Linked DNA regions of Mus musculus: regions 2 and 3 are each linked to region 1. The links are chromatin loops, found by intact Hi-C in ENCODE. Cell type or tissue: heart. All regions are shown on one strand.

Region 1 (8,000 bases):
ATGGCAAGTATGATCCAGCATATTTAGCATATCTGAGTTTAGTTGGACTGCTCATTTCCTGGGGATGGACAATCCATCCTCTGTGATTTGAACCTATCTTTCCACAGAAGCAGGTTGTCCTAGAGCAGTGGTTCTCCACCTTTCTAATGAAGAAACCCTTTAATACAGTTCCTCAGGTTGTGGTGACCCTCAATCATAAAATTATTTCATTACTACTTCATAACTGCAATTTTGAAACTAATACAAATTATAAGATAAATATCTGATTTTCAGGATATCTGATATGTGGCCACAAAGAAGTCTTAGCCCACAGGTTGTGAACTGCTACTCTAAAATAAGACCTTTAGAGACAATCTAGCCCCCATTCCATGGCAGTTATCATGTGAGCATACCAATACAACTACATTCCAGGTTCTGGCCTCTTATTTCTCCAGGCAGGATGACATGCGATCTCTGCACTTTTTTCAAGCACAAAGACTAAAGTCTCAGTCTCCACCAGATGAGAGCTTAGGATCAGTGGCAACCCTTCATTTCCTTAACCAACCATAGCTGAGGCCAAAGATTCAAGAATAAGGATGTTCGGTGTGTTGCCAGTTACAACTGTGGGAAATGTAATATGTCCAACCTTTAGATCACACCATGTTCACATGAGCAAATGATATCAGGATGGCTGTGGAACTGAATCCCAAACAGAGAACAAGGGAAGAATGACAGATGTAAAGAGCAGGGGGCAGATCGGAATGTCACAGTCTTCATTTATATATGGAAGAAAATCTGAAAGTGTGAAGAAGGGTAAAAGTGTTTATCTTGGGGTCATGAGAATATGGGGGCTTTTCTTGTTCTAAATTCTCTATAAGGGGAGGAAGTATAACTTAGTGGTTATGGAAATGGACTTCAGAATCAAACTGGTCTGGCTTGTGTCTGTCTTTTGACACCTGAGTTTCATTATTTGTAACACAAGAACCATGATGGTGTTTGCTCCTTTATCTTCTTGGGAGAGTGATGACTGGCTTTGTGTTGGGGATGCTAGCTGTATGCATGGTACTCCTCTGAGCAGTCTGTATACATCTTCTCTATCATTGTCTGCACTCTGTAAGTGAAGAGGCAGAGAGTCAAAGATATTTCTCTGGACCTCCAATAGCTTTTACCATTCTTGGTGCACTAGTTCATTGATGATGGCTGACACAGAGTCTCTCCTGTCATCTACATCTCCCTGCTGACTCATTCTGGGCACAGTTTCACTAAAACCCCAGAATTTTCATACTAGCACGTGTCTTCTATCCTCTAGTTGTTTTTTGTTTTATATTTGTTAGCTCTTTTTTTTTTTTGAGTGAACTAATTATTGAGATAGCAGGTGGAAGAACATTCAAATCATACCATTGATTATGAGGAAGTACAAGAATAAGCTTCATGATATGGTAGTGAGGAGCTACCAGTCACATCTATTTAACACTGTAGAGGCTCAGGCATGGACTTAGCATTTGTCTCTTGCTCCTCATCTGGATAGAGGTGCTGGTGCTAATGAGATAGTGGGTAAGCAGAAAGGCTAGTCCAGGGAGAATACCATCATCCTGGGATCCTAGGGGAAGCTAGAAGACAGGGGATGGTGATGTGAGGACAGAAAGCAGAGAACAGATATAAGAGCTGGCAGATCTGGTAGATCTGGGGTCTCATCTTTGCTTTTTCACTTGTGGCTTAATACATTCTTTGAGTTTCATTTTCTTCTCCTCCCCCTCCCTCTTCCTCATTCCCCACTTCCTCCCTTCTCCTTCTTTCCATCTTTCTTTGTATGAGGCATGGGTGTGTCTATTGCACACTTGCTGTAATGCACATGTAGAAGTCGGAGGACAACCTTGTAACATCTTACTTAATTTCCCTTTGGGCTAAGTATGGCAGCCTCACTGGCCCATGAGAGTCTTGACTTTCTTGGATTTCCATTGCCTATCTTGTCATAGTAGCACTGAGATTACATATACACGTTCAAACACTCAGCTTTTTACTTGGGTTCTGGGGATTTGAACTCAGCTCTTTGAATTCACGTGGCAAGCAGTTTACAAGCCTGAACTTTCCCTGCAGCCTGAACTTTGTTTTCTGAGCTTCAAGATACTACAGTTGGGTGAACAGATTTTAGTACATCCATGTAAGCACACATAGGGCAGATATGGGCTCAACTGAGAGACTCTGTCTCAAAAGATAAGGTGGAGAGTGATCAAGAAGGACTCTCAACATTAACCTAGGGCCTAATCATGCAGATGGCACCGTTTCTTGGCTTTAGTTCCAGGCCTGTTTAGCAGCGGAGAAGTTGAGTTGACCAATCATACATGTATTCATTCCCTTCCTGCCCTTGACTAGCTGCTTAGAAGTTCCTGCTGCCTTGACTGGTTCACTGGCCTAGAAGTGAAAGCTGGAATACTACCATCCTCCTCTGAGTTTCTTTGGTGATCCCATCACCAGGAGCAAAGCAGAATAGTGGGGATAACAGTTTCCTAGGAAATGCTGGAGAGGCATTTCACACGGGAGGAACCCAACATGGAAAATCTAAGAAGAAGGACAAGATCGTCCCAGGAGGAAGCCTTGACTTACCCAAGGTCATATATGATGGGTATGAGTGAACTCCAGAAGTGACACTTCTTCTGTTGACGCCACATTTTGATTCTTCCTTAAATATAGTGACTATGTCACATAGTCTACAACCAACACTGTGCTGGGATCTGCCAATGTCAGTGGGATTATGAGCCTGTCTTCTGACCTCATGCTTCTCTACTTCCTCCAGAGTTTGAGACTATAAAGGTCACCTTTACATTCTATGTCTTTCGTCTTCCTGAGCTTGACCCTCTGCTTCGGAAGACGCATGCTTAAGCTTGCCTAGAAACCCTCATTGCACAGCCCTTTAGTTGCCCCTTCTGTATGACTCTCTTTGTAGACAAAACCACAAACCCCGATGGGCAATTAGAGATTTTCAGTGGCAGCAATTTGGGATGATTTTGGCTAATTGCTGTCCTGTGTGAAAGAGTGGACATCGTCTTTGACAGCTGGCCTGAGCAGTCAGCAGTGTGTGAGGAGAGTTTCTCTTCTGACTTTGAAAGTGGTGGTGGGGGCAGGGTGGGCAGTGACCTGCTGTAGTCAGTCAGAAATGTTGTGTCTGCCTTTAGCCCTGCACTGGCAAACCCCTGAGCTCTGGCAGACACTGCACAGATTAAATAGGCTTTAGAGTATGCAGAGTTATATTCTCACTCACAGTTTAGCAAGTTTAACAAGGGTTGCTACTTTGTCTCAGCTGAACTGGGAGGATCCCTAGACAAGAAAAGGATGGGGAGTTTGATGACCTCATTATTTACTCTCCTAACGTTTGTTGGGAGTAAATTGTGTGGCCCCTTACTTCCCTCTCTCCCTCCTTCCTTGTTTTCTCCCTTCTTCCCTTCCTTCTCTTTTCTCTTTTCTTTTCTTTTCGTTTCTTTTCTTTTCTTTTCTTTTCTTTTCTTTTCTTTTCTTTTCTTTTCTTTTCTTTTCTTTTCTTTTCTTCTCTCTCTCTCTCTCTCTCTCTCTCTCTCTCTCTCTCTCTCTCTCTCTCTCTTCCTCCCTTCCTTCCTTCCTTCCTTCCTTGCTTCCTTGCTTCCTTGCTTCCTTGCTTCCTTCCTTTCAGTTATACTTTTCTGCTTCAGACAACCAAGCACACCACCAGAGAAAGAGGAAATCAGTTTCCATTCTTACTTTCTTCTAAGGGTAAAAGAATGCACTGGTTTCCTCCCATGGGATCCCTTTCCATCTCTGCCAGGGTCATCAGTGGGGTGGTGTTAAGTGCTGTGCGAAGGCTGGGAAGGTTCTTGTTGCCACACTCTCTGCCTGTGGTTTGTGTCACCTCTGGGCACTGTCCTTGTTCTCCTGAAAGCCGTGGTGTTTACAGTGAATGCAGCATGCTGGGATCACACTGTGAAGCTGTAGGGGGTGTCTGAGTTCACATGTCCTGCATTCCAGGCAAATGTTTTTAATATTGAGCAATGCTATGGTTTGCCAGGGTGAGGTCTGTGCTATTGGAATGCCACCGAAAAGGAAAGTCCCGGACAGATAGTGACTCAAATCATCTCCTCCACTCACAATCCTCGGGGCTTTAATTCCTACTCAATTCCCTCATGATAAATACAGCTCCGTGTGCTTACTGACCGCACCGCTCTTATTGGTTCTGATAAGTACAACTTTCCAAGAGATAGGGACGCAAATTGTCATATTTTGTTGAGTCATGTGTGCTCAGCAACTCTTTCCCAAACATTGCATCAGTAATTGGCAGCTCCCTGGTCTCTGCTGTATGACACTCTATGCCCAGGAAAAGCTCTATCCATTTCATGAAAGAAAGAAAGAAAGAAAGAAAGAAAGAAAGAAAGAAAGAAAGAAAGAAAGAAAGAGAGGAAGGAAGGAAGAAAGGTCTCTCTCTGCCTGGCTGTGATAGCCTGCTCTTAAGGAAGCTGAACCCCCAAGGGAGCAAAGACAAACTGCATTTTCAGATAAGTTAGAAAACTATGGCTATTTTACTTTCCACCTCCACTGGTCTCCTAGCAACAAGACAGCTGATGACTTCTACCAGGAAAAGGAAGCCTGGAACTTGGGGGAGCCCGTCTGAATTCTTGCTCGCAGTCTGATTTATTTGAAGCTTGGCTGCATTCTTGGGTGTGGAGACCCAGAAGTCCAGTCATCGGGGCATTCCCTGACCTTCACTTGACCTCCATCAATGCACAGATAGAGGGAAAACAGATGAGAGGTGCTTTCACAAGATTTCTTTCACAAGAATCTGCTTGGTGGGGAACAGATATTTCCTTTGATTTGAGGAAGGGCAGTCGAAAGCCTGCCTGTGACATGGAATGAAATCTCAGAAAAAGCAAGGAGCTAAGTGGGTATCAGAAACCAGGGGTCCTACTGGTGTCAATCTCTCCCTGAGGAGTTCAGGCAGGGAGTTCTTGTGCCCTTGTTCTTACATAGTGTTGATATTCTCAACTATAAAGTAAGGGGATTGAAACAGATGTCCTTTCAGGGTTGTAGGCCTCTATGTGTTCTTAAATAGTTTCCCAAATATACCATTATATCATCAGCCTTTCTGATTGTCTGTCTGTCTGTCTGTCTGTCTCTCTCTCTGTCTCTCTCTCTGTCTCTCTCTCTCTCTCTCTCTCTCTCTCTCACACACACACACACACACACACACACACACAGAGAGTCACTACATGTTGAGCAAGAATCCAAACTCAGGTGTGGCTCCTACCCTATTCATACAGCAGCAGCTATGTGGCTGACATCCGTGTCTTGTTAGATGGTTTTACTATCAACCGCTATTAGCCTGTGGAAGTAGAACTGGGAGATTCTTTTAACAGAGACTTAAGTTGTACTCTGCCTTTTAACATCTGGTAGACTTAGAAATAGGAATAAGAGCCTTTGAGTAGTTGCTACAATGTGGATTAGGAACCAGTGAAATGATGTGCATACTCAGTGCCTGTTCCATAGTAAGAGCTCAGTAAACAAGGAAGGGAGCTGGAAAGACAGACAGACAGACAGACACACACACAGATTTGTTCTAGGTCCCTGGAGTGTAGGGACTTGTCCTAATTGTCCCCTCACCTTGATATATTGTGTGGCACACAGATCAGAACTAACTTCTTTAGCCCAACATATTCAGCGCGCACACACACACACACACACACACACACTTGCACACACACAGGTACACACAGAGTTGTTCACACATAAATACACACTCATATACTCATGTACACACAGTCACATCCACACCCACATAGGCATATACATGCACACCTGCACAGGTATGCTAAAGAGTAATGAACACACCCAGTCTTGCCAGAACTTTTAAGCAAGGGCCTGAATTTTATAGCCACACTGCACAGCTAAAGTAACTGTCAGATGATCTAACAGTGATTGATATTTCATATACCACTTAGAATTGTTCTTCAATAATTCCTGGAATATGCAGTTTTGGCTTTGCCCAACACTCTTGATTCTGCACTGATTAGATAATATTAGGGCACTTCTTACTGTCCCCCTGCCACTCTTCCTTGCTCATCCCTTATTATGTCTTACACTTTTCTTTTTTAAACTTCATTGTTTCATAGCAGCTTCTCCAGATAGAGTTTGCTACTCTTCACAACCGTGAGGCTCAGGATGTGAGGGAGTAAAGACAACAGAGTGGGGAAGGACGCACAGTAATGTAACTTTCATGTCTCTATTCAAATGGAATGTGAGATGATGTGGTGGTACAGGCCTTCAATCTCAGCCTCTGGGAGGGGGAGGAAGGAGGGTCAAGAGTTCATTGTCATCTTTGACCGAGTGGTAAGTTTAGGATCAGCCTGCCCTACAAGGTACTTGACTTCCAAATGAATACATAGATTGCTAGGCAACTAAATGTAGAGGATAGAAGGAAGAACATGACAGATATCTTTTGCTGAAGAGAAAACTTGCTACCTTGAAGCAGTAAAAAACAACAAATCAAATCAAATCAAAACAAAACAAAAAAAAAATCAAAAACCAAAAACCAGAAAACCCAAAAAACCCAAAAACCCCCAAAACCTATCTTCCCCTGTATCATCACTACGGAGCCTTCCTGTGTTTCTAGCTTTAAGCTCACGATATACTTTTTATTTCTTGCCACTAATGACCTTGGAGGATGAATACCAATGATTAGACCTTAATTTCAAAGGGCATACTTATTGACACTTAGACAAATTAACTAGTGAACCCATATAACCTGAGCTATACTGGTACAATGAACATTTCTGCCTAGGTAGCATGACTCCAGAGCAAACCCTGCTGGCAAGCATGATCCACTGACTTACTCAGGATCCCTGGGTTCTTGTGGTCCCTGCTGACCCAGAGCCTCCTTTTGGCTCATCTTGAAGGCATCCCACCCTTATGGTACTACACATCATTGCCCCTCAGATTAAGAATCATTTGTCCAGAAGCTAGAGAATCACCAGCCACTGAAGTTTAAGAGTGGAAAAACTTTTTCTAAGTTCTTCATGCCTAGTGAGTTCCAACTGTGGGGCATGGCCTGGTTATTGGGTTGTAAAATCAAGTTAATAGTTCATGACCTACAGTCCAAAAATGAAATGAAATACAACAGACAGTAGCAGAGGCAACAGCAGCTGGGGCAGTGTGGGGCAGTGGCACAGTTATATGCCATCAATACGTGTATATGTTCTGAGTCACTATGGGAAAGCAACTTTTACTGATAATTATGCCTGCTCATTTTTTTTCTTTCCAATTTATGTTTTATCTAAAGAGGCTTCATGTGCCTTGGGGGGAGGGGAGGGACAGAAAATATATTAGGATGAATTTCACAAAAGTCCCTCTTCCAGGTTCTATCTGTCCCCTGTTTTATAACTTCATGTAATATTTCATATTCCTAAAAGAGGCTGGCAACACACCACTGGGAGAGCTCTTGCCTAGCACATTTAAAAGCATGTATGCTCAGCACTCACTCCAGAGAAAAGAATCGAAGAGTCACTCAGGTCTATATTAGAACAATATTAGTGGTCTATACAGTATTACTTAAACTATATTTGCAATGATGTTCAGAATTGAGCAAATTACTTAAAGAGACATAAGAAACATTGCTATCAGATGGGTATAGAGGAATAAAAGCTGGATGAAACAGTAGAGACTAACATGAATTGGAGAGATTATACTTCGGTTCAGATCAACAGCTTAAGTACAAATGTGACAGGAATTTAGTTGACAGCATTTCAGGGCTCAAAGTCCAGGGTTGTTAATTAACTTATCTCCGAGTAGTCACCAGATCGTGCACCCAAACTCACGGTAAGGGTGGCTGCACTCAGCTTTTTGCGGACATAACATTATGAAGTACTACTGGGCATATCTGGGGCAAAAAATAATTATTATACTTTACAGCTTCCAAATTAACTCTCTTTTCCTAATTCTTTATTTTGGTTTAGTCCCATGGCTTACTTGGAACATCAGGATGTGGCAGAAATTATTTGTCATTT
Region 2 (8,000 bases), 110 kb before region 1:
AGTAATTATATCACCCTTCTGTTGACCATGCATATCTCACTTGGATCCGTTTTGAAAAGGAAAGATAAATTTCCTTTTCTCCTCAGTGTCTTCAGCCAAGGGATGAGAACAGCGCATGCTGCTGCTGCTGATTCTGTGTGCTCAGGGCCCTTCTGTGGAGGAGCAGGAGAATAGGTGAGTGTAGAGAGGAGCTGAGCCTTGCTTGCTGGGAGTTTGGCTGGGCTACCCCAAGCCCCTCTTCATGGTCATGGCAATCTTTCTTCCCCTTGGCCTCTTGTCAAATGCATTTCTTCCTCTCTGACTTGGTTGTGTGCAATTCTTCTGAGCATCGGTGTATGAAATCGTGGCTGCACAGTTCATAGCAGTTCTAGGTCACCTGCTTAGGTTTTCACCTCCTTTCTTCCCCTGACCCGATCATCTTTCTCTCTGATCTTTCCTTAGCTGGCCTCTCAACTCTTTTCCCCCTTCTCAATGCAGTTCAGAGAATAATCTGCATTACCGCCTGCTTTAGACATGTGCCAAATTCAAACATATCACCCTGTCTCCCTAATCCATTGTGGTACTCTATCCCCTCTATTGTCCCCATGTTAGTGTCCGCCACCCACCTTTGGACCAGAATTCTAAGATATCTTGTGAGCACTCCATATCTTCCAGATTAGGTAGGTTTCCGGAAATGGCCTGTCTGGGTGAGTTAAGATAGACACTTGGGGAGGAGACACATAGTCTAAAAGAACAAAAAGGTAGCAACTCAAGGAGGAGACAGGGCAGGGTAAGAAGTTTCCTTCTGCTCTCATTGAGACAATGTTAACCAGGCTATTGTCTTGCAGGTGGACTGGAAGCAGCTGGCTCACTTTGCAGGATGTTGGAACCCCCAGACTGCTGTAGATATGGAAAGAAGACACTGAGTGGTGGGGAAGGCATGGGGAGATGCTCTGAGGTTCGGAATGAGTCCCCAGTATGCAGCCGACTGGTGGTTGGGATGCCAAGTGTTGGGGAGAAAAGGGTTAATCTCGAGCAGCTAGAAACCCGAGTTGCTACTTAGAATCGGAGAGGAGAGTTTGGCTGTTTATTTTGTTCATCTTTCAAGTAAGGGGTGGAATTCTTATGTCTGAAACTCTAGTGAGAGGGTCCAATGGAAATGAATATTTGTGCAGAGGAAGAATCACTGTGTTTGCATCTGCTCTAAAGTGATCACCTATCACCTTAGCTGGGGCAGGGGACCCAGACATTGATGAAATACCGATTTAGGTGTCTTGGGAGAAAGGAGACTATTTGTACGCTGTATATTTTTTTGTTTGTTTGTTTTTCATTTTTGGTTTTGAGATTCTCCCACACGAGTTCAATGCATTTTGATTTCACCCTCCTCCCTTACTCCCTACATATCCCACTTTCAAATTCATATCCTCATTTTCTGTTATTTTTGTTATAACTATGATTAGTGGTGCACATATACTCTGCTGTAGGGCCCCCACCGGGGTGTGATCAACCTATCAGAGGGCTTATTCCTGGAGGGAACTGACCCTTCCATCAATAGCAGTTGACTGCCCTTAGCTGTTCAACCTAGATCTGGGCTAGGTGAGATCTTCCCCAATCCATGCTGGGATTTTGACCAGTGTGGGTCTGTGCAGTCCTTATAGCCATAGGTGCTTAATGTTCTTGGGTGCCGCACCTCTGTCATGTCCAGAAGAAACTATTTGGCAGCAGAATTTCTGGTCCTCTGGCTCTTACAAGGTTTTTGCTCCTTCTTCTGTGATGGGGATGAGTTACAGAAGCCCCATGGTCACTTATTCTGTGGATGTTGACCTGTTGGGGATAAACTACTGCACACAGCAAAAAGAAGCTGTTTTGACAAGGCCTGAGAGTTGCACTCTACAAAGCTAGGGATAAGTATGTAGGAGCCAGATGAAAATGCTATCGTTCCATTGGGTACTTCTTGCTGTTTTGATGATGATTGTAATTCACAGGGCTTACAGCTGGTTAGACCTGTTGATAACTTTTAGCTTCTGGCAGCATTCATAGCATCTTCCAGCACTCTAAGAGCTACCCACCCACAAAGAGGCTTCCAGGTCAGTGCCAACATGATTTCTTCACGGCCCTGACTGAACTGTGTGGTGTCTTCAGCAATAGACTCTTCAACAAAGAGCAATGAGATAGCAGCCTATATTTTTTTTGGGGGGGGGGTCTCTTGAACCCCCTTGGTGGTTGTCATTGTTGATGCTTTGAGAAAGGTCTTGATGTGTCATATAGGATGATTGATTGCAAGCATGCATCCCCTCTGTGAGCCAACGTGTTTCTTCATTTAGATGAATACAGACTGAGTGAAGTTTGTGACTTTTCATGGTGTGGCCCGTGGGCCTGTTCCTATCAGTTGTAGGCTTTAAGAGAACAGACTAACGTTCTCTGTGGCAAAGGAAAGTGGGAGTCCTGACTCCATGCCACCTGCAGACTTCAACTGCCTGCTTATCTGCCTTGCAAATTCTGGGCCTGGGAGTTTTCATGATTATGTAAGCCAACACCCCCCTCCTCTCCGTCCTCCTCGGTCCTCTGACTCTCTCACACAAACACACCCTCTGGGAAATAGTAAATCCACGGAACAAAGAGATTAACTTGAATGCCTGAAATGTGTGCAGAAATGAATATGATTTGATTGCATGTAGAAGCCTCCAACTTAAAGCTTTCAGGCTGGGTGTGATCACCCTGTAGTCAAGAAAGGACAGAGAAAAGCTATCATGCTAGTTCTCTCTTCAGGCTTGCCCCCCCCCACCCTCTCCCCCCACTTGCTGATCACTTACTACAAGTCTACCCATTGCTCAGGGTTGCCTTTTCCTGAAGCCAGGGCCATTTATCTTCTTTCATTGTTTTCTGGCAGCTTGGGATGTGATCCTGGCAGGCTTTCCTATTTGTTGTTGGATGCCCCATGGTCCCCACATCAAAGTCCCTTTGGGTCCCAGGCAGCAAAAAAAAAAAACATCCAGGAATTCTTTTCCTATGTCAGGCATTGATTGTTCCAGCATCTTTCTTCCAGGCCATTGGCAGTTCCTTTACCCTGCAGCCTCTTGAAGCCACTTAGTGTCTCTTCATACTGAGTAATCCCATTTATTCAACGTGTGCGGCTTCCGTACTGGCAAGCGTGAGTAAAAATAGTTCTGCAGCCCCAAGGGACAGGGTCATTTGAACTTAGTGACTCTCAAAACACTTGGTGTGAATAATGGAAAGCACAGGCGCATCGATGGATTCCTCTCAACCCTCCTTGTTCCTTGTTTGCTTGGTAAAGCAGAGTTCTTAGCCCATAGTTTTCCAAGAATGTGTAGGTGGATTGCTGGGGACAATTGATTTTTTTTTTTTTTAAGAGAAGTATTGTTCCTTTGCATGTGGAAATGGTGAAGCAAAGAATAATATTGAGCAAGAGTCATTCTGATGACCAGGCCCTGGCTAATAGCAGAGACAGTGTTGCAATGTGTTTGGGCCATTGAGTGCTGCAGGTTGAGCTGTCCTAGCTGAAATGCTTAGGAACACAAGTCCCGGGGATATCAGGGTTTTTTTTTTCCCCCTCCTAATGCTATGGATGCCTAGAAATAGCTTCAAACTGGGACCCTAAACCTTTATGTTTTGTATATTTCCAATACACATGGCCTGATGGTAATATTATGTAACATTTTTAGTGATTTGTATATGCAACGAAGTTTATGATGAGTGTTTTCCATTTGAGCTATCATGTTGGCCCTCAACCAATTTTGTATTTTGGAACATTTTAGGTCTGGGGTGTAGGGGTAGGGAATACTGCTGCTTTTTTTCTTTCTTTTTTTTTTTTTTTTAATTAAGAAAAACACTGGATCTTTTTTTCTTCTTCTTCTTCTTCTTCTCATTTTTCTTTTTCTTTAAAAGAACAAAAAACCCAACAAACAAAAATCCCGAAGCAAAAACCCTTTTAGGTGTAGTTACAAATATTTTAGGTATCAGAGAGGGGACCCTATAACAGAAAAGCACCCCAAGATGTTCTTCTCATCTTCTCCACTGAGGGAGACAACCAGTACACCTAGGTTAGGCAGTCACATCCTTTTCTCTTGGAAAAAGGAAGAACCTAAAGACAAAGAAACTGTGAACGGATTGTGTGTGTGTGTGTGTGTGTGCGTGTGTGTGTGTGTGTGCGCGCGCGCGCGTGTGTAAAAGTCACTGCTATAAATCTAAACAAGGCTTATTTTTATGTTTGTTTGTCTTGTTTGTTTTTGAAAAAGTTCTAAAACAACAGGAAGGAAAACACATGGAAAGAAAGCCCTGGTGGAGATCTGGTTAACTGTGGAAGAGAGGCCCTTTGTAAAGAGAATATAAAATGCACTGGACCCCTTCCCCAGGCAGGCAGGACCCATTCCCGCCGCCTCCATTCACCCTCTCAGCCACCCTCCGTTCTCATGCCCTGTCACCCTTCTGCAATCCTTTTAAACCCCGCTCTTGTGATGTCACGCCGATCCTCCTTCGCCCCCGCTGCCGGAGAGAGCTACTTGGTGTCCAGTTTGGCCATCTCCTGCACGTAGATGCCGATGCTCTCGCTGTCGAAGAGCAGGAAGTACACATTCTTCAGCGAGGACGAGCCCGAGTCGTCCTCGAAGTGAGCCGAGATGGCCTTGAGGGTCACCTGGGCGGCCTGGGGAAGCAGTTTCTGCCACTGGGGAACGGTGGGAAGGCGACGGATTTAAGCTTCTTATCCTCAGCTGCAGACAGGCAGTTTTTGATGGTCTCTTCCAGCTGTTCTTCACATTTGTCAGAGCCCCACCGGGGGATGTGACAGTGGATGACAAATTTGGCTGCGAGTCCACTGGATTGGCTGACGGCAGCTTCAGCGATTTCTAAAGGGCCTTGGGACTTGCGAAGCTCCTTTACTGTTTCCAAGAACTCTTTACCCCCAGCCTTTTCCAAGGCTTTCCCTATCTCTTCCTTGAGGTCGATCTCAGCTGTGGTTGGATGGACGATGCCCTCCACCCTCATGGAGCCAATATGGCTGATGTCACTCTGGGTCAGGGATAGCTTCTGCCCCAGAACGTGGCTCTTCGAAGACAAGATGGTGAAGCCATCCCCCGGCACATCCTCCGAGGTGGAATTTGATGTTCCTTCTTTATTGCTGTCCTTTGCTTTAGACTTCTTCGACGTCCCTGGCTTGGTGGCCTTGGATTTCTTAGCCCCCTTCTTGCCTGATGTGGCCTTCCTTCCTCTTTTCTCTGGGGGTGGGAGAGGATTGTCTCTGACTTGCCTTTGGTCCCTCTTCTTGGCCAGCAGTTCGTGGAGAATTCTCGGCAGGACACCCCCACTGGCGATAGTCACTCCTTTCAGTAGCTGGTTGAGTTCCTGGTCGTTGGCAACGGCCAGCAGGATGTGTCTGGGGGCTATCCGGGCCTTCTTGTTGTCCCTCGCAGCGTTCCTGGCCAACTCCAGGATTTCCGCTGCTAGGTACTCAGTGACCGCAGCCATGTAGACCTGAGCACCTACGCTGATCCTGTACTTGAAGGTTCCCTTTTTCAGGTAGCGCATCAACCGGCCTACTGGAAAGATGACTCCGGCCTTGGCTGACTGGGACAGCTTGGACATTTTCTTCTTCCCGCTCCGGCCTGACATCTTGCCTCGATTTTCCTCTTAGCTTGCTGACAGAGTGGTCTCTTGGCACTTACACAATACTGGTGCTGTGCTGCGGGCTCCGGGCGACCGGTGGCCTAGTGAGCTCCAATCCCGGCCGCAGGTTCGGCCCGCGTGCCACCGGTGCTGGGCAGGACCCTGCCTTTCTTGGGGTTGTATCTGTGCGTGTCAATGGCGGCGAGCAGCAGTACTCCCGGCCTCGGATAGTAGGGGGTGGGGTGGGGGGAGGGAGAAGGGATTCCTCCCTCTTCCCCACATAACCACCTCTAGGAGCTGGTGCTTTCTTGAATGCATCACTCCTCCCAGAATTGGACTTTGCGCTGGACCCAGGATAAGCAAGCCTTAAGGCCTTGCTGTAGTTGACGATTCCATGGACCGTTTCTTTCTCCGACTGTAGTTGCTTAGGATGGGGAAGGGCAGCGGCTCAGCAGTTGGTAGAGACCTCAGTCTTCTTAAAGCTTATTGAGTTGATTCTGGTTCAGGTTATGGGATAATCCAGGCAAGTCTCTAACCTGTCTGAGCAGGAGGAGCTTGACCAGGTAGTTCCTAGGACACAGTTTTGGTCCTCTTGAAAGGGGTATTGTATTGGGGGATGGGGGTGGGGACTGAAAACATGTCCTTTTCATTTTACCTTTGCTTGTAGTGCGAAATATTTACATTTTGTAATGCAACAAAATGTGCGTTGGGTGAGAGGCCAATGCCCTGGGAGCTTAGTTGTGACTCAGTGTTGTCCTTCACAGATCACCGCCAACCCCAGCTATGGATGAGGGAAGCCTCTTTGACTCATTAGGGTTTTGGAAGCAGAACAAGGGTTGTCAGGAAGCAAGTAAAGCTTAGAAGCCTCATCACAAGACGCCTCGAGAAGGAGAAGCAGGGCACCGCTTGCCTTCCTTTATAGATGGAGATCCAGGCCTAGGAAGTTCGTCTCCTTCCTACTGACTGGTCCCCAAGCCCACCTCTGTGTTGCCAGTGGCTCCCAAAGCTTTTGCATTTACAGCTGGAAGGAAGAGATAGTTCAGCCTCCTTGCTTTTTCCATCACTCATGTTTCTTAGAGGAGCGTGTGTGTGTGTGTGTGTCTGTGTCTGTGTGTCTGTGTGTGTGTGTGCACATGTCTCATTTTTTTCATTTGCTGCATAGTGCTTAATAGTTTTTTTTTTTTTCCTTAAGGCTATACACGCCTCTTCCTTTTGATCCATTTCCCCCTTTTTATTTCTACTTCTGCCTTTACTCAGGTCATAGAATTTCTTTTTCCCTCATCCTAAACTCTTGAACTACTCGATTTCTCTCCCTCCTTACCTTGCATCTGTCCATCCATCCATGAAAGCTGCAGCCCATATAGATGCTGGCATATCAGGCCAAGTCTAAAGGACCTGCCTCCAGGTGCTATGTCTAACTAGACAAGGGAAGATCCCAGAAGGGGTCCCTTGGCACTGGCTTTTGCTGCTGGCTGTGGGGTATAGAGGAGAGCCATTAAGACAGGTAGTGAGCCATTGAGCCACTGGGTCCTCTTCTGCCTCCTGTGGACTTCTAGGACCATTACTGGCTAGTCACCGCTCCATCCTTCCTGTCCCATCCCATCATTAGTTTGGACCTTTTTCTGAAAGTAGGAGGATGTGTTCTGGTATTGTATTCTGGGACACTCAGGCTAACGGGTCCTTACTAGTCATTCTTATCTTTGTGCTTCCTGACAGTGGGGCCAAGAGTCTCACTCATCACCATATCTCCACCTTCTAATACAATTCTGGGTATGTGCTTGATACACACTGTAGGGTGCATGAATGAATGGCATAAATGAAATAACAGACAGGCTGGGGATGGTGTTGAGAGGCCACCCTGGCTAGTTATCTGGGCTTGTGTTTCCGGGGGTCTTATCCCCTCTTGTCAGATTCGGGTCCAGGACAACGGTTCTATTGTTCACAGATAGCATAGCCTATCTGAATGCCTCTCTGGGCAGCCCTCTGTCACACCCTGAGCTCCTGCCCTATCTCTGGCCCCACCTGGTCCCCTTGCTGACACCCGTGCGGTGGGCCTGAGGAAAACTTTCATGTAGCCGGCATGACTGCTCCTTGATCTCTTTTCCCCTGTGTAAAAATTCATGGAAGAGTGCACCTGAGTCTCCTTCACTCTCTGCAGTTGCAGGAGGCCTAGATAATAGCTTCCATAACTCCTCAGTGTGACTATCAAACATACAGCTTAATCTCAAATATGGACGTTGTCTGACAGGTCCATTCCTATTCCACTCTGCCGTGGGATAAGCTGAGGTCCCCAATGACATCAAGGTCACATGACAGTAGTAAAAGAGACTGAAATTAGAACCAGCCATCCACCCTGACCCATCTTAGTCCTTTTTTCCATAAGTGGCCCACCCACAACA
Region 3 (8,000 bases), 67 kb before region 1:
AATGCCAGCCTAGAACCTGTGGTCCCATTTTACCAATGAGACAAGGCTCCTTAGTGACATGCTTATCTGTGTATATGCATTCACTGTGCCAGCTCCAGCAACCCAACCTCATGTGGCAGTCACTGGAGCAGCCTAGAGTCTCACTTACATTCTACTATTATATAGCTTAAGGGACCCGTGAATCCTAATTTCTCACTTGTAAAATGGATATTTTTTTAATCATTCCCATATTTTATGGTAATTGTGTATATTTATCGGTGTGGTAAGGCATCTCAATACATGCAAACGTACAATTGGGGTCAGGCTAATGAGTTGTCAATCATCTCAAAAACATCATTGTGTATGGAAACAGTCACAACCTGGCGGCTCTCTTGTGATATGTTGTAGCTCCTCTTTCCTGTATGCTGCCGCAGAATGCTGGAAGTTGTTTTTCCTGTCCACTCACACCAAGGGCTTTCTGATGGTTAAAAAGGTGTATACAAGCCCCTGGGCCCATGTGCCTGACACATTAATCCACTGTGCATGTTACTTACTGAGATTATTATTAGCCCAACAGGACAGGGAGGAGTATTGGGGGGGGGGGGTCCCTGGGGTGTGATCACTCCTGTTTACTCTTTGGATGGTGCCTGCCTGGCCAGGGATCATGAGTTTGTTTTTCTGGTACGGAGGTTGCCCTGGTGTTCTGGAGTGACCCCACAGGGCTGACTGAGCTCATTATACAAAGCTGTGTGCTGGGTCCTGTCCAGCTCCATCCAGCCCCGCCTCCTTGCCTGCTAAGCCTGTGTGCCCATGAGCCTCAGGGCTGTCCCTAGCTAGCATTGTTTGCACTCTGGAAAAGCGTGCAAACCTTTATTCAGAACCATCCCTAAGTCTGCTGGCAAATACAGTTTCTTTCCCCTTCTGGGGGACTAGAAGGGGAAAAGCTTAGGTCTTCAGTGGCTCCAAGACAATTCTTTTACCTTCTCCACTTTCTTTTTCCTACAGGCTCGGCTCTCCAGTGTGGTTTTCCAACAGGAGTCAAATATTAAAGGACATGAGCGTGTTGGGGAAAAAGATGGATAGTGCTAAACAGCCTGAGTTCATCCTCACTATCCTCTTCATAAGGAGAGCAAGAACAACCCCGGAAATGGCTCATGCTTAAGGTTTCTAACCACGGTCACACCTACAACACACTGATTGACAATATAGGTTACAGTACACATGGCTCTGCTATTTGCTTTTTGGTCACTTTGATATTCCCTGGTACCTGGGAAGAAGGAATCTCCGTTGAGGAGTTGCCTACATTTGATTAGCCCGTAGGCATGTCTCTGAGGCCTTTTCATAGTTGCTAATTGATGGAGGACAGCTTAGCCCACTGTGGGTGGTGCCATCTCCTGGACATGGGGTCCTGGCTTATATCAGAAGGGAAGCTAAGCATGCGCCTGGGAGCAAGCCAGTAAGTAGGTCTCCTCCATGGTCCCTGTCTCTGCTCCTGCCCTTAATTTCCTCAGCGAATGACTGATGCAAACATGTAAGCCAAACAAACCCTTCTTTCCTCTCTGTTACTGTTGGTCGTGGTGTTTATCACAGCAATAGGAAAAAACACTAGGGCAGTGACGTATAAGAGTGCACTGTGCCATTGTGAGGATTCAATATCCTTAGCGATCTTCAGAAAAAGTTTACTATGGTGCCTGGAGCATTGTTATTTGCAGAGATCCCTAGTGGCTCCTGGGCCTCAGTTTCCCTGTCTTCATTCTGTCTGTATTATATAAGCATGGTGTCCATAGCTCTAGCTCTTGCTTAATGATTCAACTGAGTAGGTACAACCATGCTGACCAGCCATGACATGTCCTGCCTGGCCATAGCCTGGAGTTGGACACAGAAACAGGGGCATAGCTGCCTACTGTGTGTGGCACAGTGTGTGTCAAACTCCTGGAGGCAGCCAGGCAGCCATCTCTATATTCTTCCTATCAGAATTCCTTTCACAGGTCCAAGCCATCTTAAGATGGATAAAGGCCTGGCCTTCAGGCAAGGCTATGCCTGTCAGTTCCGAATCTCCAGCTAAGTGGACTTGCAGCCCTCCCTGTCCTCTGGATGTCTGCATCATTCATACAAGGGACACGTTCTCTTTAGAGAAGAGCGTCTTCTGGGCTTCTCCCAGGTTGGAAGTGTCCTCTACTTCTTTCTTCCTGGCAAAAGCACTGGCCTAAGCAGCTCAGGAACAACCTACAATAGAGGGAGGGCCTCTTACCTCGGATGGAAGTGGAAACATAGTCTCCACGTTGGAACTGAGTCTTGGTTATGCTCTGAGAAGTAGCCTGGATTTCTAAGATCTCATGCTCATCGTTTTCTCTGGAGGCCCAACTCTGTTCTCATGAGCCCTGGCACGTTCCCTACCAGCATCTTTGTTTCCTATCTGAGGAGTGCGGATGATGCTTCTCCTGGTAAGGGGTATGAATAGAATTCCTGCCTGTGTTCTATGTGCTGAATCCCAGAGCCTAGAGTAGGGCCTGGGCTCTGGCGATTGACTGGTAAACACTTGTTTTGGAAGAGATAGTAGAGTCTTTGGAGTTCCTGGCACAATCTTCTTGGATAGTTGCCTGTGCCCGTTCTAAACCAGGATCTGACTAATTACAACTCCTCCTGCTTGCATTAAAGTTTTATTGGAACATGGCGGTGTTCACGGTTTTATATGATGTCGTCGAGCTTCTTTGCTCCCGCACTGGTAAATTTAATAGTCATGAGAGAGATATGGCCGTGAAGCCTAAAATAAAAACTATGTGGCACTTGGTTACAAAAATTGGGCTCCTGTTTTACATATCAAGGCCACCTTGTCTGACAGTGATCATGGATTTTGTTTTTTCTTGCGCAGGTGCTTGGGGCAATTATAAGTCAGAAATCAGAAGTGAGCTGGTCACCTTGAGGTCCATATTTTGCTTGCTTTCTCTATGATAGTTAGAGTTTCATCGTCACTTTATTTTGTCCTTTTAACTCTGTCCTGGCCCTGTTCTCCCTTGTAAGGTGTTACTTTCATTTCTGTCTAAAGAGAAACTGAACCCACCTGTTAACTGCTGGCCTTTTCTTTAGGGACTGACCTTATGCCCTATAAGAGGGCCAGGGAACTAAAATGGACATAACACAGTAGAGTCTACTTCATAGATTCAAAGGCTGGGATGCTAGGAAGTCCAGGACAGAGTCCAGGAGAGAATAGAGAATATACAGAGTGCTCTTCTTTTCCAGCATCCCAAATGGCACCTTGGTCTTCTTGGAGTCAACTCCCCCATCATTAAAATGGCCACAACAATGTCCACTAATCTGGTTCTCATGGTGGCTGAAGCATGAGATGTCTATTGCTCAGAGCACAACAGAGTTGTTAGATAACATTTAGAATCTTTACTATAGTTTAGATGTGAGACGTTTAAAAAGATCTCTGCTATGTGCTCTTAATCTCTATAATGGTCAACAGCCACCACTGAGAGCTAATTAGGTAGGACCTTGTTTCTGGCCTAGTGAGGGACATCTTCCTAGGCTAAGAAGCATCTGTGAAGTACCTTGAGATCTGGTCCTGGAGGCTGCTTGTCCTGTTGCTAGCCAAGCAATCCTATGGGTCAGAGTCACAGCATAATATAGCTATTAGACAATTTTCTTTTTCTTTTTTCCCCCATCCAGAGAATAATAAGCTCTCAAGTTCCTCCACCTCTAGCACAAGACTACACAGGGATATCTATAGCCTACAGAACTCACTGAGAACCCCATATCTGAGACTCAGGGAAGGAGCCAAGCTCAAGGCTTAGCTTGGTTGGCCAGTCAAGATTTTCAGGTGATCAGTGAGCTTTCTCTGTCTCATTTGTGGTCCATTGTAAATGATCTAGAACTGTTTCTGAGTGTGTAGAGGGTGGCTTACTCTGAGAACACTTTTGCCGGTAGGCTAATAGCTTCCAATGAGAGGTCCTTGAGAGTAGGATCCCTTGTGCTTCTGCCCTGGCCATGGAACTTCAGAGGTCCTGGACCTGTGAGCAAGAACACTGTTGTTTTGTTTTGTTTTTACTCCTAGCACAGGCATGAACTCCTGCACTTGATTCTAGTCCCGCAGAACTTGTATTGCTGGTGTTTGTGAGTGGCTGCTTTCTAGAAAGCAATATCTTTACCCTTGCCCTCTTAGAGGTATACGGGGAGAGAGAATCAGAACTCCAGTTTACATGCAGCTAGAGTTCTGAGGTAAAGTGACTCACTTAGGGCCACCCAGAAAAGAGCAGTTTGGCTGTCCTCCCAGGCCCTCTCCCTCTGATCATCCAAATATGGTAACACATGGTGACACAGAGCCACATGCTCCTCCTGGGTCTTCTGAGGCAGAGAGCTTCCAGGGACACTTTGGAATGAAGGAAATAGAATCCAAGAGACCTCTTTCAGAGACCGCCAAGCAAATCTTCTCAAGAATCCTGGCAGAATGTTGTCATTCTCTCTCTGAAAGGGGTGGCTCTTGGGATACTGTCCAGGTCACTGTGAACACATAGCAGAAGAAATGTCCTCCCAGCCTGCAGGGACCACCTTTTTCCAGGCCTTCCTCTGCTGGAAGCCTTCTTTACTCAACGCTTTCCCCTTTGATAGTCACCTCGACTGACCTTGAAGCCTCCTTCAGTTTTCTCTATACACAGAAACAGAATGTCAGTCTTTTTTTTTTTCTTTTTTCAAGAGTGACATAGAGCATCAATGGGAGGGGAGGTCCTTAGTCCTGTAAAGGTTCGATGCCCCAGCGTAGGGGAATGCTAAGGTAGTGAGGCAGGAGTGGGTGGGTGGGTGGGGGGATCACCCTCATAGAAGCAGGGGAGATGGGGGAATGAGATAGGAGGTTTGCAGAGGGGAAGCTGGGGAGGGGATAAAAATTGAAATGTAAATACATAAAATAACCAATAAAAAAAGAGTGACATATAATCACTAAAGAATATTCAAATAAGCAAAATTAGCCTCCTTTCTTTTCTACTTTTTTCTCCTTGCTTCCCTTCTTCCTTCTTTCCTCATTTCCCCCTCACCTCCCTACCCTTTCCTCCCTCCTTTTAAACTTTTGTCTTTATTTTCTTCTTCCTCTCCCTTCTCCTTTCCTTCCCTCTCTTTCTTCTTCCTTCCTTTTTCCTTTCCTCTTTCTTTAAAAAGTCTTGTTAAATATTTTACATATTTATGCAAATGTGCATTTATTTAAATAGCACCTGGACACCTGCTCTTGGTTCACCACCAGCTTGGTTCTGGTGATCGACACGATGACACAAGATGGATGAGGCTCTGCTCGGCTGAGCATGTGGCCAGTGGCGGACACAGATCCGAGTCAAATTTCAGATGAAACATAAGGAGATAACTAACTTGGGTTTAAGAAGAACAAAGATAAGCAATGAAGGGAAAGAGAATTAAAGCAGAACACATCCACTTGGCATGGGCTTCAACTGAGTCTCTTTCTGGGGACAGGATAGTCAAGCCAAGGTTTGAAGGAGCTGGCAATGCAGGGAAAGGGGAGGTGGGCCCACAGGTTTGAGAGACACCAGGCTTTTATTTTAAAATCACTGTGGCTTCTGAGTGGAGAATGGTCTAAAGAAGGGACTGGAGCAGGGTCAGTGTGTGTGCCTTGGGACTGGGAACACTCAAACAAAGGTTTGCTTAGAAGAGTGGAAGCCCAGAAATCCAAGGGCTTTGGTGCAATGTGGCAGAGAAAAATGAGATAATCTACAGAGAAGAGCATTGTGTTCTAGAAAGAGTTCCAAGGCATGGCCTGTCTTTACAGTACTCTTCCTAGCCAGCAACATCAGGAACTTAAAGTTAGTGAAGCTGATACTAGAATTCAGAGATTGGAGATGGTAAGCTGTGAGCTGTTATTTTGAGTCCTAGAGGAGTCTAGGGATCAGAACAGGGAGACAACCTACCTAAAATCCCAGTTGGAGCACTATGGGAAGAAAACTGACTTCTTGTGACCCAAATCCTTGTCTGTCTTCCAGATTGTTCCTATCCATAGCTTTGATCCTTGTTTGCCCTCTCCTATCTGCAGTCAAGTACTTGGAACATTCCTTTGTCAGGCCTGACTTCTGTCAAATGTCCCCCAATTGCTTCTTCCGTGCTTCTGCTCAGTGTCTTATGGCCTCAGATACTGAAGGTCTTCTCCATTTCCTCTCTTGCAGTTTCCTGATCCTGCATTTTTCAGTCCCTATTAGAGTTTGGAATAAGCCCTTCTTGGACTGTCCTCTTACATGTCCAATCTATGAGCAGGACATATCCAAAATGACAGTTTCACATTTTCCCCCCTGTTCCTACCATGGTCCAGCCACATTCCCCTTGCCTAGATTATTAACACAGCCATTGGATTCTTGTTCCTGTTTCTGCTTTACCTTTCAATAGTTATTCTTAAGGCAAAGCTAGGCAACCTTCGAAAATGGAAGTCCTACTACAAGACCCCAACAGCTTCTCAAGCCCTAAGTTTCTCACATTTTACAAAGATGGGGCTTAAATAATCATAACACCCTGGACTCTGGCTTACCATCTCCTAATGTCATCCTGCTCTCTCTCCCCTCTAACTGCAGTTCAGGGTAGAATTCTGTCCCAGGTTCTTTGTAAATGATGACTCCTCTTTCTTTTCATTGCTCAGTTCCTCCTCTGGGCCAGATAACAATATCCCCATGATAACATTCAGACTTCCCAGCATCTGATGATGCCCGTGAGTCCTCTGGATAGCTTTACTGTCCTCTAGTGAGCTTGGTGCTTTTTCAAGTGCCTCACATGTTTCAGCTACTCTGCCCATTTCTTTGCCCATGGTATAATAATCTCTAGGAAACAGAGATTTGGCTTGTCTGTCAGGAAGAAGTGCACATAAGAGATGCTCTACATAGCTATTTGGGAATGAATATCGGGTAGCCTTAGATCAGAAGAAGCCTGCCCAGAAGAGAAACATTAATATCTGACATAACCCTTTGCTCCTGGACCCCAAGATACCCTACTTCCTTTTTTTTTTTTTTTTTTTTTTGACAGAAGGATGCTCCCTATTCTCTTCTGATGTTTGCCAGGATGTCACAGGGATACTTTCTCCTCAGTCTCCATTTTACTGCTAAGAACAATTTTCTCCCATCTGAAAGCCATAGAGTGTCAGGTCAGTCACAAGTGGGGTGCTGTTTTAAAGTGTGGAAGAACCTGGTATAAGACTCCCTGTCAAGACAGCTACCTCTCTGGGACAAACACCAGTATGAGCTAGGACCAATGATCGCCTTTATCAGAGGAGGAAGAGCTGGTCAGTTCCTTTGTCATTCTCTCCTCCCTCTCCTGGTACAACATGATCAGTGTGCTGCCCACGGGACTCCCTTCCTGCCCAGCTTGGGACAGGCTGGCTTCTTCCTGCCTGGCTTGGGCTTTGCCACTGCCTATGCCACTCTGTTGCTCTGTGTGTAATGTGTGGAACTGATTTCCTGTCTGAGATAGCTTTTGTTACTAAACCTTGACAGAAACTTAAAAGAGAAAGAATTTATTTCAGTGTATGGTGTCGGAAGGGTTAGCCTATCATTAAAGGGCAGGTGGAGGAGAACAGCCTAAAACATGGAGATGAGATGTGGGGAAAGGTAAAAGTTTGGTCTTCTAGCAACATCCCCCTTAGATTGGAGTCTTCCCCTTTGCTTAATTTTCTGTGACCCTTAGACAATCCCAGAATGTGGTCAGCCTCTCAGGGACTGTAAATGCAGCCAAGATAATAATGATTAACTGTTACACTCCTGAAGGTAAGGTCAAATCCTAACCTTCAGAACCTGTGAATGTGACCTTTGTAGATGCTAAGTTCAGCTAGGGTTACACTGAAGAATACATATGGCAAGAAGGTTACAGGCAGTGGGAGGCAGGAACGTAACTGGTGCTTCCACAAGCCATGGACTGCAGGATCTAGCAGGTATGAGGAAGAGGTGTTCCCTGTGGAGTCAGGAAGAACAGGACTCTGCTCACTCATTGTTTTCATAATTCATCTCTGTTGTCTAAAGTCACCCAGATGTCAGCACTTTGTGATA

What was found. Peaks named below come from ENCODE experiments on the same cell type or tissue, not always from the same donor. Only the 100,000 strongest peaks of a DNase experiment are listed, where the experiment ranks them.
Region 2: a loop joins it to region 1, with 2.0 times the contacts of the local background. A loop is called at or near these places in 2 of 42 quality-filtered maps.
Region 3: it touches region 1 in a loop (2.2-fold over the local background); 4 of 42 quality-filtered maps call a loop at or near these places.

Annotation. Positions count from the first base shown.
Region 1 is chr15:62,324,555-62,332,554 of GRCm38, forward strand. No RefSeq gene overlaps it. Among named protein-coding and RNA genes, the nearest start is that of Pvt1, 290 kb to the left of the region's middle. In heart, CTCF peaks have their summits at 3,934 and 6,802; DNase peaks (open chromatin) are centred at 4,047 and 4,597; H3K4me3 peaks cover 685 bases; H3K27ac peaks cover 2,152 bases.
Region 2 is chr15:62,213,726-62,221,725 of GRCm38, forward strand. All of the region lies in intron 2 of Pvt1 (Pvt1 oncogene), which reads left to right. It also overlaps the pseudogene Macroh2a3. Among named protein-coding and RNA genes, the nearest start is that of Pvt1, 180 kb to the left of the region's middle. In heart, no CTCF peak of the experiment used is centred here; DNase peaks (open chromatin) are centred at 3,136 and 4,786; H3K27ac peaks cover 2,837 bases; H3K27me3 peaks cover 548 bases.
Region 3 is chr15:62,257,437-62,265,436 of GRCm38, forward strand. Pvt1 (Pvt1 oncogene) reads left to right here. Exons shown (of 5, transcript NR_132747.1): 5 at 985-2,779. Among named protein-coding and RNA genes, the nearest start is that of Pvt1, 220 kb to the left of the region's middle. In heart, no CTCF peak of the experiment used is centred here; DNase peaks (open chromatin) are centred at 725, 1,375 and 4,265; H3K27ac peaks cover 895 bases.